Regions from separate parts of the Homo sapiens genome. Here region 1 is linked to region 2. Evidence: chromatin contacts called from ENCODE Hi-C data. All regions are on one chromosome and are shown on one strand. Each heading gives the region's core, a stretch centred on a gene start or an enhancer-like site at or near the end of the contact. The rest is flanking DNA. Distances are from core to core; before and after follow the strand shown.

What was found. Hi-C counts contacts between places; a loop is a spot of excess contacts on that map. Pooled maps may share reads with other maps.
Region 1: a map with no recorded cell type shows a loop between it and region 2 (9-fold over the local background). The contact joins two enhancer-like sites. A Hi-C loop is called at or near these places in 2 of 37 single-sample maps with no recorded cell type and 3 of 50 pooled maps.

Annotation. Positions count from the first base shown.
Region 1 is chr5:131,277,229-131,283,128 of GRCh38, reverse strand. All of the region lies in intron 1 of CDC42SE2 (CDC42 small effector 2), which reads right to left. Among named protein-coding and RNA genes, the nearest start is that of CDC42SE2, 16 kb to the right of the region's middle. Within about 2 kb of position 1,433, at least 6 of the 41 ENCODE cell types and tissues checked have a DNase peak (open chromatin) inside an H3K27ac peak, as active enhancers do.
Region 2 is chr5:130,319,916-130,325,845 of GRCh38, reverse strand. No RefSeq gene overlaps it. Among named protein-coding and RNA genes, the nearest start is that of CHSY3-AS1, 420 kb to the right of the region's middle. Within about 2 kb of position 1,670, at least 3 of the 41 ENCODE cell types and tissues checked have a DNase peak (open chromatin) inside an H3K27ac peak, as active enhancers do.

The sequences.
Region 1 (5,900 bases), core at 184-2,683, 960 kb before region 2:
ATGGAGAAACCCCATCTCTACTAAAAATACAAAATTAGCCAGGCATGGTGGCACATGCCTGTAATCCCATCTACTCGGGAGGCTGAGGCAGGAGAATCGCTTGAACCCGGGAGGTGGAGGCTGCGGTGAGCCGAGACTGCACCACTGCACTCCAGCCTGGGCAACAAGAGTGAACCTCCATCTTAAAAAAAAAAAAAAAGGGCCAGGTGCAGTGGCTCACACTTGTAATCCCAGGACTTTGGGAGGCCAAGGCAGGCGCATCACGAGGTCAGGAGATCAAGACCATCCTGGCTAATATGGTGAAACCCCGTCTCTACTAAAAATACAAAAACATTAGCCAGGCATGGTGGCGGGCACCTGTAGTCCCAGCTACTCGGGAGGCTGAGGCAGGAGAATGGCATGAACCCGGGAGGCGGAGCTTGCAGTGAGCCGAGATCGCGCCACTGCACTCCAGCCTAGGTGACAGAGCAAGATTCCATCTCAATAATAATAATTTTAAAAAGGTGATTTTTTATGTGAATTATCTCAATTAGGGTGTCATTAAGGAAGGAAAATAACCTCCTCTCCCCCCAAAGAAGAAAAAAAAAGGTTACTTCCTTAGAATAATCTCTCAGAAGTGGAAATACACACAAATATGCCAAAGCGCTTTTGAAACAGGTTCCAGATTTATACTACCTCCAACAACATATTTAGTACCTGTGTCATCACTGTACTCAGGTCTGAACAAGCACCATTCCTTAAACCTTAAATCTGATAAGAGAAACTTGCTATTGTTTATTACTTTAAAAATGAACACTTTCTCCCCATATCTTAATCATAAACTTTTCAAATGGTCAGTTCTTAGCCTTTAAAAGTGACTTCTCTATGTATATAACACAAATGTTTCGATTTCTCAGGAAATGTAGAAATGGACTTTCTTACAATTTTGGTCAGCAATAATTAACTCATCCTAACTCAGTTCTATTTCAGCTTTTAACCTTAAAACTTTCCTTTAAGTCACATATTTTTAAAACAGTCCGAAAAACTACTCTCCTCCTTAGACAGGGAAATTAAAATTTCCCTGAAAGATCACTACCTGGGTTATACATGTTTCTAGTTTCCTGATGGCACTTAACTTTCAAGTGAAATGTCCAAGTGGCTCCCAAGACATTTTAAAACGATATGGTATTGTTGAAAGGAAATTAAACATTTATTAACATCTTATTCTACAAGCCAAATGCTTTATGTGCATTACTTCATTTAATCCTAACAAATGTATTACTCTCACTTAACTGAAAAGGAAAATGAAAATCACCAACGGTAAGAACTTGCCACGCAGCAAATATGCAGCAAAGTTAGAGATCAAATCGAGGTGTGTCTAAATTTCAAAGTCCATATTCTTTCTGCCACTTTACAATGCTTTCCAAGCTAAATGACTATGGAAAATCAGGCAAGACTTTGAATACTTGTTCTGCCACTTACTGTGTGACTAATTTCTAAACTTCTTCAGAGTAGAGTTTACAAAAACAAGGTCACTGTTCACAAAATAAATCTTAAAAGAGGAGGCTAAAAATTCACTGTGAGATGAAACTTTCTTTAAATACTATTTTTTCAACAGCAAAATGTATGGAATAATTCTAAACACTTTTCTAGAATTTGTTTCAAGATTCACTTTACCTTCCAACAGAGGCACTTGCATATCCACTCACAAACATGTAATGTAGATAAAAAACACTTCTTTAGGGGCTGTCAAGTCTCTTCTGTAGACCACAAATGCATCATTTCTCAGTAGAAAAGGCCACATCAACTACATTGCTCTTTACTCTTCTTTACCACATGAGAAATGTTTTCAGCAACATATACACCATTCAGGAAGTAGCACAAGGGGGTAAGAGAAAAAGCTACTGAAGAGAAAAAGACTGGAGGAGCTTGTGAGCAAGCAGTGATACAACACAGAAAGGACGAGGTTAAGAACAATAAAAATGAAGGCAAGACATCAGCGGTCTACTCTACCCCAGGTAATGGATATCACTGTGATCAAGGAAAAATCCTTAAAGGATCTTTGATTTGCTTTTACAATTGCTATTTAACGACCCAAACAACCACTTGACAAATTTGGAACTGGTGATTTCCAAAGAATGCAATATACCAATATATATGAGCAATTCTTCCACAAGGATTTTTCACATTCATAAAACAAAAATCAAAGGAAACATTAACATAAGAATTCTTACATGCTAAAATTTTTCCAAGAACTATTTCACTCCTCATTCTCACACATAAAAAGGGTAGCAATATCTAATAAAATTGTCATACTACAGATAGATGAAGGCCTTCAATAAAACACAGTTTTCTTCCAAAATTATTTTACTATTAAAGGATCAGTCGGACTTGGACAGACTAAAAAATATAAACTTATCTACAGGCTCATATTTTACCCTAGGGCTATTATTAAAATAATTCTGCTGTACATAGAATCCTGAATGGTTTTCATCAGCTAGTATAAAACAATCAGGCTATTGTGCAATGGTAAGAGGGCTCTTAAGAAAAAAATTACTGCTGAAAGTAATTCTTTTCTCCAGTTGACTTACCACATTCTACTCTCTATAAACACCATTGTTTTTAATCACAACTTTACCTACAGCTTTATCCTCGTCAAACAGAATTTTCACTTTCCAATATGACCCTTTCAAACTGAAGTAATAAAAAGTAATACTTTTATGATAATATTCGTTAAAGTGAAATGTCAGAGTCTATGTAAGATTTTGTGAAAAAACATATATTCATATTGAGGTATCTGGAAGGATGTTCATCAAAACATGACCACTGACTAGTTATTATATTTTAGGGTGGTAGGATTAAAACTTTTTCCTTAGCTTGTATATACTTTCTGATGTTCTACATTAAATACAGTTTGTGTGTGTGCATAAAAGAGAATAATTTCAGTTAAAGGGTAAGAAATGTAGACCCCATATTTTAATTCAGTAGCACCAGTTCAAATCCAGTTATTCAGAATTAACAAAGCAACTGTTGCTCAAAAAATGCCAATAAACTCCCGAGCCAACTAAGTTCAATTTTTCTTTGAGACAGGGTCTTGCTCTGTCATCCAGGCTGGAGTGCAGTGGTGTGAGCTCAGCTCACTGAAGCCTTGACATCCTAGGCTCAAGCAACCTCCCACCTCAGCCCCCAAGGAGCTGGGGTCATAAACACACTCATGCCCAGCTAATTTTTGTATTTTTTATAGAGATAGGGTTTCACCCTGTTGCCTGGGCTGATCTCGAACTCCTGTACTCAAGCAATCGCCCACCTCAGCCTCCCAAAGTGCCGGGATTACAAGCGTGAGCCAACCACTGTGCCCAGTCTCAGAGTTCAATTTTTAAACAATAATTTTTCTCCAGTCAGAAAATGCTGCCTGTAACTTTGTGTCTCTTTAAAGAACTGGGGGAGAAGGTAGAGGGAGAGTGTGGAAAACGGACTGGAATGTCCAGGTGACCACAGGAAAGGTAACAGGAAAAAACTTGAGAAAACAAGACAACACCATTTCATTGATTTGTAAAAGAAATCACAGAGTAGAAGAAAGTAAATTATCAGAGAAAGTAAGCAAGCACTTAAAGGGTAATAAGTAAAAGCAGAAAAAAAAGTTAAAAAAAATTGAACTCAGGAGTATTTATGTAAATTATTCTGAAAGGGGGGGGGGGAGGGCTGAGAAAATGCTATATAACAAACTGAATCAGTTCTGCTTTCTTGACCAGAAAAGTAACGCCTTTCAATAATCTTATTTAGCATAAGCAGTAAAACCAAGAACACTCTGTCAGAGGATCTGAAGATCTTTTGTGCCTGCTTTGGAATGAACTATTAGATACACAGTTAAACAATATACAAACATATAAATAGCACATTTTATGCAATAAATGAATCTAGAAGTAATCATCAGATGTAAAGAGAACATAACTTTGAAAAAGAAGGTAAAAGCACTGATATAACTCCACTGACCACCATAAAGAAATTTCTTTAAACCAAAATAAGTAATTCTACTAGACTAAACCATAAGAAATTGCCAATATTCACCAGGTGTGGTGGCTTACGCCTGTAATCCCAGAGCTTTGGGAGATCGAGGCATGCGCATCACTTGAGGTTGGGAGTTCAAGACCAGTCTGGCCAACATGATGAAACCCTGTTTCTACTAAAAATACAAAAATTAGTCGGGCGTGGTGGTGCACACCTGTAGTCTCACCTACTCGGGAGGCTGAGGCAGGAGAATCACTTGAACCTAGGAGGCAGAGGTTGCAGTGAGCCAAGACCAAGCCACTGCACTCTAGCCTGGGCAACAAACAGACTCTGTCTTTAAAAAAAAAAAAGAAGGGAGGGGAGAAGAGAGGAGAGGGGAGAGGAGAGGGGAGGGGAGGGGGAGGGGAGGGGAGGGGGGAGGGGAGGGGAGAGGAAAGGAAAGGAACTGCCAATATTCAAGCATTTTTTTTGTCTATAAAAACAACAATTTCATATGGTCCCACTGCCAGTGGTCTGCTGATAAATATTTGACCACCTCTTTGAGAAAAGGGCCCCTGATTTGTAGCTTCTGCAGTCTGCCATGCTGTAAATGTCCCACCATGGCCAGTTTCAAGCTACTAACATGATGTCACACATGGAGCTGGAGAGAGAGGCACAATCAGCTAACCAGTTCCAGCACAACACTGGCTCCACTTAACTACTCTGATCTAAGAATCATCACAACAGTTCCTAAATTTTCTCATCCTTTTCTAAAACAGGCTTTTATCGGAATAATCCAGTTTCTTTTCTAGGTTAGGAGAAATAGGCTTTTGACATTTTAAATTATTAATACACTAAAATCACTCACAAGGAAGAATAGGCCAGGCGCAGTGGCACACATCTGTAATCCCAGCACTTTGGGAGGCCCAGGCGGGATCTCCCAAATGTGGATCACATTCTCAACTAGCCTAGCCAACAAGGAGAAACCCCATCTCTACTAAAAATAAAAAATTGGCTAGCGTGGTGGCACACACCTGGAATCCCAGCTACTTGGGTGGCTGAGGCACAAGAATTGATAGGACCAAAGGCTGCAGTGAGTCCTGATCATGCCACTGAACTCCAGCCTGGGAGACAGAGCAAGACTCCATTTCAAAAAAAAAGTGGGGGGAATAGATGAAATTGGTACCTGGCTTTATCCTCTCAACACTTTTTTTTACTGAACACCTTTTGGTGCCAGTATTGTTTCGGGCATTGTAGACAGCAAGGAATAAGACAAAGGAAGTCCCTACTGTCATAAAAATTAATTTTAAAAAACACATAATTTCAAGGACTCACAAATGGCATGAAGAAATTAAAACAGTGATGGGGAGGACCTATTTTTAACTGAGTGGTGAGGAAGCAGGAGGTGATATTTAAGCTGAGATTGGAAAGGTAAAGGGCCAGGCTAAAAAACATCTGGGAAAACACCATTTCAAACAAAGGAAACAACCAGTGTAAAAGCTCTAAGCCAAGGCCAAGAATGGCATGTTTGAGAAACTGAACAGACTAACTTGGCCAGAGTGTAGTGAGCAAAGGTGAGATAATAGGCTGTTAGGGCCAAATTATGTACAGACTGTTGAGTTTGTATTTTCTGGGTGAGTACAGTTTATATCTTATTCTGAATGGGTTGAGAAACAACTTCACATAGTAGTTTGATAAATGTACTGAATGGAATAAATGAAGGCATAATGTCATGCATTATTTTAATGACCCCTTATGAGACTGGGGTCACACCTATTAATTGTATTCAGTTTTCTCAATATGACCACTTTGATTACTTAATAATCTAAACAGAACATTATGAAGTTAAAGTAGGATGGCGGGCATCAAACTATGAATACAGCTGAAATAAACTGAGTGGTAGGACTACACACCAGCTCAGAAACAAGGATCTC
Region 2 (5,930 bases), core at 421-2,920:
AAAAATGGGAATGCCATATTTGTAGACAGCCTTAAGTTTACATGATGTCAGCCCACTGATCTCAGAGTAAAGTGTGCTTCTGTTATCCAGTATTTATATATTAAGCGCCATATAAAAGATCAGCAGCCCTTCTTTTGTAACATTCATCCAACAATACGTTGGCTGCCTGGCCAGGCGCAGGTCAATGACCCTTACCGGGCTTGGTGAAATACAACTGGCATCCTTGTCAGCGAGGGACAACTTTCAAAGGAAATTGTGTTCACTTACTGTTACCAAAACACCAGATGTTCGGTCTAGATCCTGTTTCTTGCTTCACAGAAAGCCTATCACTGAAACAAGTATTGCCAAAGATGAAGCCTTTAATAGAGTGCTGCAGCCAAGAGGCCAGGAGGTCTCAAATCCATCTCCCTGACTGACTAAAATTAGGAGCTGATATAGCAGGGAAGAAATGTAACCATGTGTGGGAAAACAGGAATTAGGGAGGGGTAAAGAAGAGCAGCTGGTCAATGGGAAGCAAGTGGTCAGTTAGGCAAACTTAACAGATAAAGTGTCGGGCATCTGATTGTCCAAATGCAGTGATCTGGTGACTTTCAGCTCCTTGCTACTATTTGGGAGGCCTGATGGCTGGTTTCCTTGGAAAGGAACTCAGATAAGACAAATGCAACTTTCTCAGGTTTTAAAACTAGGAGGGCCAACTTCTATGTTTATTCAAAGAAACCACGAACATCAGCTCTGTGGGACACCTGCTCAGTTTCATTACCAGAAGAACGTGGAAATGATCTTTGGCTGTTGAAAGAGTAAATGCTCATCATGGAAAGAAAAATAAAAAGAAAAGCTCTGAAAGTGACTGAATCAATGACTGACATCATCTGATACAAGCCAGTTATTCCCTTTTGCCTAAGTTCCATCAGGTATAAAATAAAGAAGATAGTCTACTCCTAAACCCCTCACATTTGATAGAAACACAACTGGATGAACTTGAGTATTTACTTGCTTGGAACATCAAGGTTTCTTTGCTTTTCTCTTTCTTTCCCTGATTACAGAAAATTCGTGCTTATAAAGTAATAACAAAATATTAATAAGTCAATGCTTACGTAGTGTTCATTATTTGGCAGGCTGTTCTGAATGCTTAGCATATATTAACTCATTTCGTTCTCACAACACCCTAGGATGTAACTATTATTAGTATCACCATTTAAGAGATGAGAAAAATAAGAGAGATTGGAACATTTTCTACAGTCACATGGTTAGTAAACTGCAGAGCTGGGATTCAGATTCAGGCATCCCATTTGCTGCTGAGTATGATTTCTACCTCTCCTTTCTTTCAGTACATAGTTGAGTCTCACTATAACTTTTCAGGAACACCAGGAACTATAGGCATGATAAAAGAAGGGCTTTGTATGTGTTCTTAATCATGAAACAGTAGATAGTATGATATCCATTTTGATGTAAATTTGAAGAATGTATTTTAATTCCTTTTAAAATCTCTCCACTAGTACAACTGGCTCCTTCAACAGGAAACAGGTGGTCAGTTAGGCAATCATAACAGCTGCATTTCTTATCTGCCAGGTATTCTTAAGATATTGCTCACTTCCCTTTTTTACTTTCACAAGCCATAGCTACTCTGATGTAATTGATCTTTTGAGAGTGTATAAAGTGCTATTTAAAAGTTGCTTAAGTACAGGAAGATTCTATGTCCTATACCCATTCAGTGGAGATGAGAGTTTTTGAGGAGTAACAGTTTCTTTGCTGCTGTCTTATAGGGACACACATTTGGGTACCCACCTTGTACCAGGCACTGTGATAAGGGCTTTGTCATCTTCAATAGGACTTTCTCACCTTCAGTGAGAGGTGTGAAGCTCAGTTATCCATAAACACAGGCTGTTCGGTCTGTAGTCAATTCTATTTTTCAAAGGGATTCTCAAGTCTCCCTTCATCATCATCGCAGAACAATTTTTTTAAAAAAAAATCTGCTCAAGCCTTCTAAGCGGGTCTCAGAAATAGAAAGCAATTTTCTGCTGAATTAACCAAGGTAGTAAATTCAAAGAGGATAGTTTACTATAAAGGCTTATGGGATTGTGAATCAATGTAAACAATTTACTTCTAAAGCCTCTGCCTGGATGGCCATTTAAGGTTGAAATGTGTTTCAATAGTGCCCTGAAAGCTTAAATGAAATTGTCATATAAATACTCCACACTTTGACACATTTCCAATTATTATAATAATTTCACAGCTTTTGAGACTTTTGAAATTATTTGGTTCAATTTAATGTGTAAGGAAAAGACCAATAGGAATTCTTGTTGCTTAAGAAGATTAACACAATCTTTGACAGAGTTGTTTCTATCATAAAATACTACAAGTATTTGAGCACCTAGTATCACAAAAGCTACCTATGATTTTTACATTTTCAAACGAAGAGGAGAAATTATGTTTTTACCAAAGGTCCATATTTTCATTGTGAAACAATATTAAAGGAGAACACATGTTAGAATGAATTGTTATAATTATTTTTTCTGTGCCTTGGGTGGGAGTGTATTAATTATATCAAATTACTACCTAAATAAAAAAGAATGAAAATAATGGTTTGTAGAGAGCAGAGCTAGACATTGAGAGCAGAACTAGAAATTAAGATTATTAGAAAACAACTGTCGTTTTCCCATCTAACCTTAGGAAACCACATTTTATATGGGAAAGTGAAAAAACACAGAAAACCTAATAGCATTATTCTACATTTCTTTCTACTAACTTACTCTAATATTGTCCTAAAGGCATGCATGAACTTTTACTATTCTAAAGGATAAATACAAAAAATGAAAAGTTTGGATTCCATTATACAGCATTTTGTATTCCTAGATTTTATATATATATTCCAAATTAAAGAAAACAAAAATATTTGTAGTAATCAATTCTTCAGCAGAACTTAGTGATGGCACCTACATTATAGATTAAAATAAAATTATGCATACAAAATTATACAAATCTGTTCACTTAATGCTTGAAGTAAGTAGGAGGAAATTACTGCATGTGATTTTTAGAAAGTGTTGTTGAGTACATCAGAAGAAGTTAAATTAATAACCCTTAAAATCTTTGCTTGGTATCAGCAGCCATTCACAAGAGTAATATATAGGAGCTATAAGTAGGGGTTTAACCAACCTGTAGAAATGTCTTTTACTCTATAACTTAACAGTTCTGCCAGAGTTTTACTTAACTAGAATTATACCAAAATAATACCTGTTATTTTGAGGACACATTTACAAAATAATAAAGAATACTTTACACTGCTACCAAAACAACATTATGAAGCCTGAAGAGAGCATGTCAGGAAGACAGAATGCATAATTTTTCTCACATACTACAGCCAAAAGCCTACAAATGGTGTTCATTGTTGGTTCAATAATACATTCTAACATTCTCGCATCTTGTGATGTCATGTTTTTAATCTTTAGATACTGATTCCATAGATTAAAATCTACAATCTTATCTAATTTGGAACCAACAAATTCTCTGATTGGGTGTATCTGAAACACTATCTTGAAAATGAGCTTGGCCCTAAGGAATTATCATTTTTTCTTAACAAATGGACTATGATGCTTGTGCAAATATTTACCTTAAATCAACAATCTTAAATCAAATGCAATATTCTATTTGCAAAACTGTATAGCTTAACTTTCCATAAAGAAGGTGGATACTCACCCTCAGGACTGTGAAAATTACACTTCTATAAATGGCAGGTGTGAATCTCTTATTCAAAATGTGTGAAAAATAGAATCAGAGTTAATTTGTTTTGCCACAGACCTATTTCCCCTCATTCTTCCTTCATACTAAAAAAAATTAGTCATGTGCATTTTAGAATTTTTAGAGTCAAATTATATTGATTATTACTTTTGACTATAGGGAGAAGAATTTTCATTGTCCAAGTTTAATGAAATTTTACTCTCAAGTAGACTGGATTAGCCAAGAAACAAATTCACAATGTAAATATGTAAAATTTCCTTTAACAAGACTGTTCATAAAATTCTGATAACATATTTTCTTTAATTTTTTAAACTTTTATTTTAGATTTACGGGTATATGTGAAGGTTTGTTATGTAGGTCACTGGGGTTTGTTGTACAGATTATTTGGTCACCCAGGTACTAAGCATAGTACATATTTTTTCTGCTCCTCTCCCTCCTCCACCTCCACCCTCAAGTAGGCCTTGGTATCTGTTGTTGCTCTTTTTATGTTCATATGTTCTCATTGTTTAGCTCCCAATTACAAGTGAGAAGATGCAGTATTTGTTTTATGTTCCTGCATTAATTTGCTTAGGATAATGGCTTCCAGCACCATCCATGTTGCTGCAAAGGACATGATCTTGTGCTTTTTTATGGCTGCATAGCATTCCATGGTGTATATGTACCATATTTTACTTTTTTTCTTTTTTTGAGACAGAGTTTCGCTCTATTGCTCAGGCTGGAGTGCAGTGGCACGATCTTGGCTCACTGCAAGCTCCACCTCCCAGGTTCACACCATTCTCCTGACTCAGCCTCCTGAGTAGCTGGGGCTACAGGTGTCCACCACCATGCATGGCTAATTTTTTTTTTTTTTGTATTTATAGTAGAGATGGGGTTTCACCATGTTAGCCAGGATGGTCTCAATCTCCTGACCTCGTGATCCACCCACTTTGGCCTCCCAAAGTACTGGGATTACAGGCATGAGCCACCACACCCAGCCTGCATTTTCTTTATTCAGTATACTGTTGATAGGTATTTAGATTGATTTCATGTTTTTGGTGTTGTGAATAGTGCTGTGATGAACATATATGCACATATGTGTCTTTACGGTGGAATAATTTATATTTCTTTGGGTATATGCCCAATTATGGGATGTCTGGGTTGAATGGTAATTCTGTTTTAAGTTATTTGAAGAATCCACACACTGCTTTCTACAGTGGTTGAACTACTTTACATTCCCACCAGCAGTATATGTGATCCCTTTTCTCTGCAACTTCACCAGCATCTGTTATTTTTTGCCTTTTTAATAAGAGTCATTCTGACTGGTGTGAGATGGTATCTCATGGTGGTTTTGACTTGCATTTCTCTAGTGAGTAGTGATGTTGAGCATTTTTACATATGCTTATTGACCATGTGTATGTCTTCTTTTGAAAGGTGTCTGTTCATGTTCTTTGCCCACTTTGTAATGGAGTTGTTTGGTTCTTGCTTGTAAATTTGTTTAAGTTCCTTATCGATTCTGGAAATTAGACCTTCGTCAAATGCATAGGTTGCATTTTAGGTCAGAAAGTTGTATCTGAAAGGAATACGTACGTGAAAGGTCCATGGAAGCAAATTCCACTTTACTTGTTTATTCTCACTTTTCCTCTGCACCACTCCTTCCCCTGCTCCCCTCTCCCCTACCCAACCACAGCAACCATTCTATACCATTGAATGTTATGTTTTTTCACCCCGTATGTGTTTTATGAAACATGTATTGTTATTTTGTGTGGACATATTTTTAGTTTATATAAATGATATTGGATTATATAGCTTATTTCATCTTGTTTTTTAACTTTTCTCACATAAGCTCTGAGTTTTTTATTTTTTCAGTTGATTTTTTATCATAGTAAGATCTACATTCAGTGTAATATAAAGATCTTAAATGTATATTTTGATGAGTTTTCCTAAAAGCATTCATTTATTTAACCATTACACCACTGAGGTATAGAATGATTCTATCACACCTGGAAATTTCTTATTGACTCCTTTAGTCAATCTTCAGCCACTTTTTAAATTTATATCAAGACTTGGAAGTCAAAGCTTACAAACCAGAAAATACTAAAATTATTTCTACCAGATAAAGTGTGGAACTGAACAGAATGAAAAATGAAAGATCAAACAGTTCACAAGACTTAATCTGGAAATCCTGTAATTGTGATGTTTTGACTTGAAAGAATCTT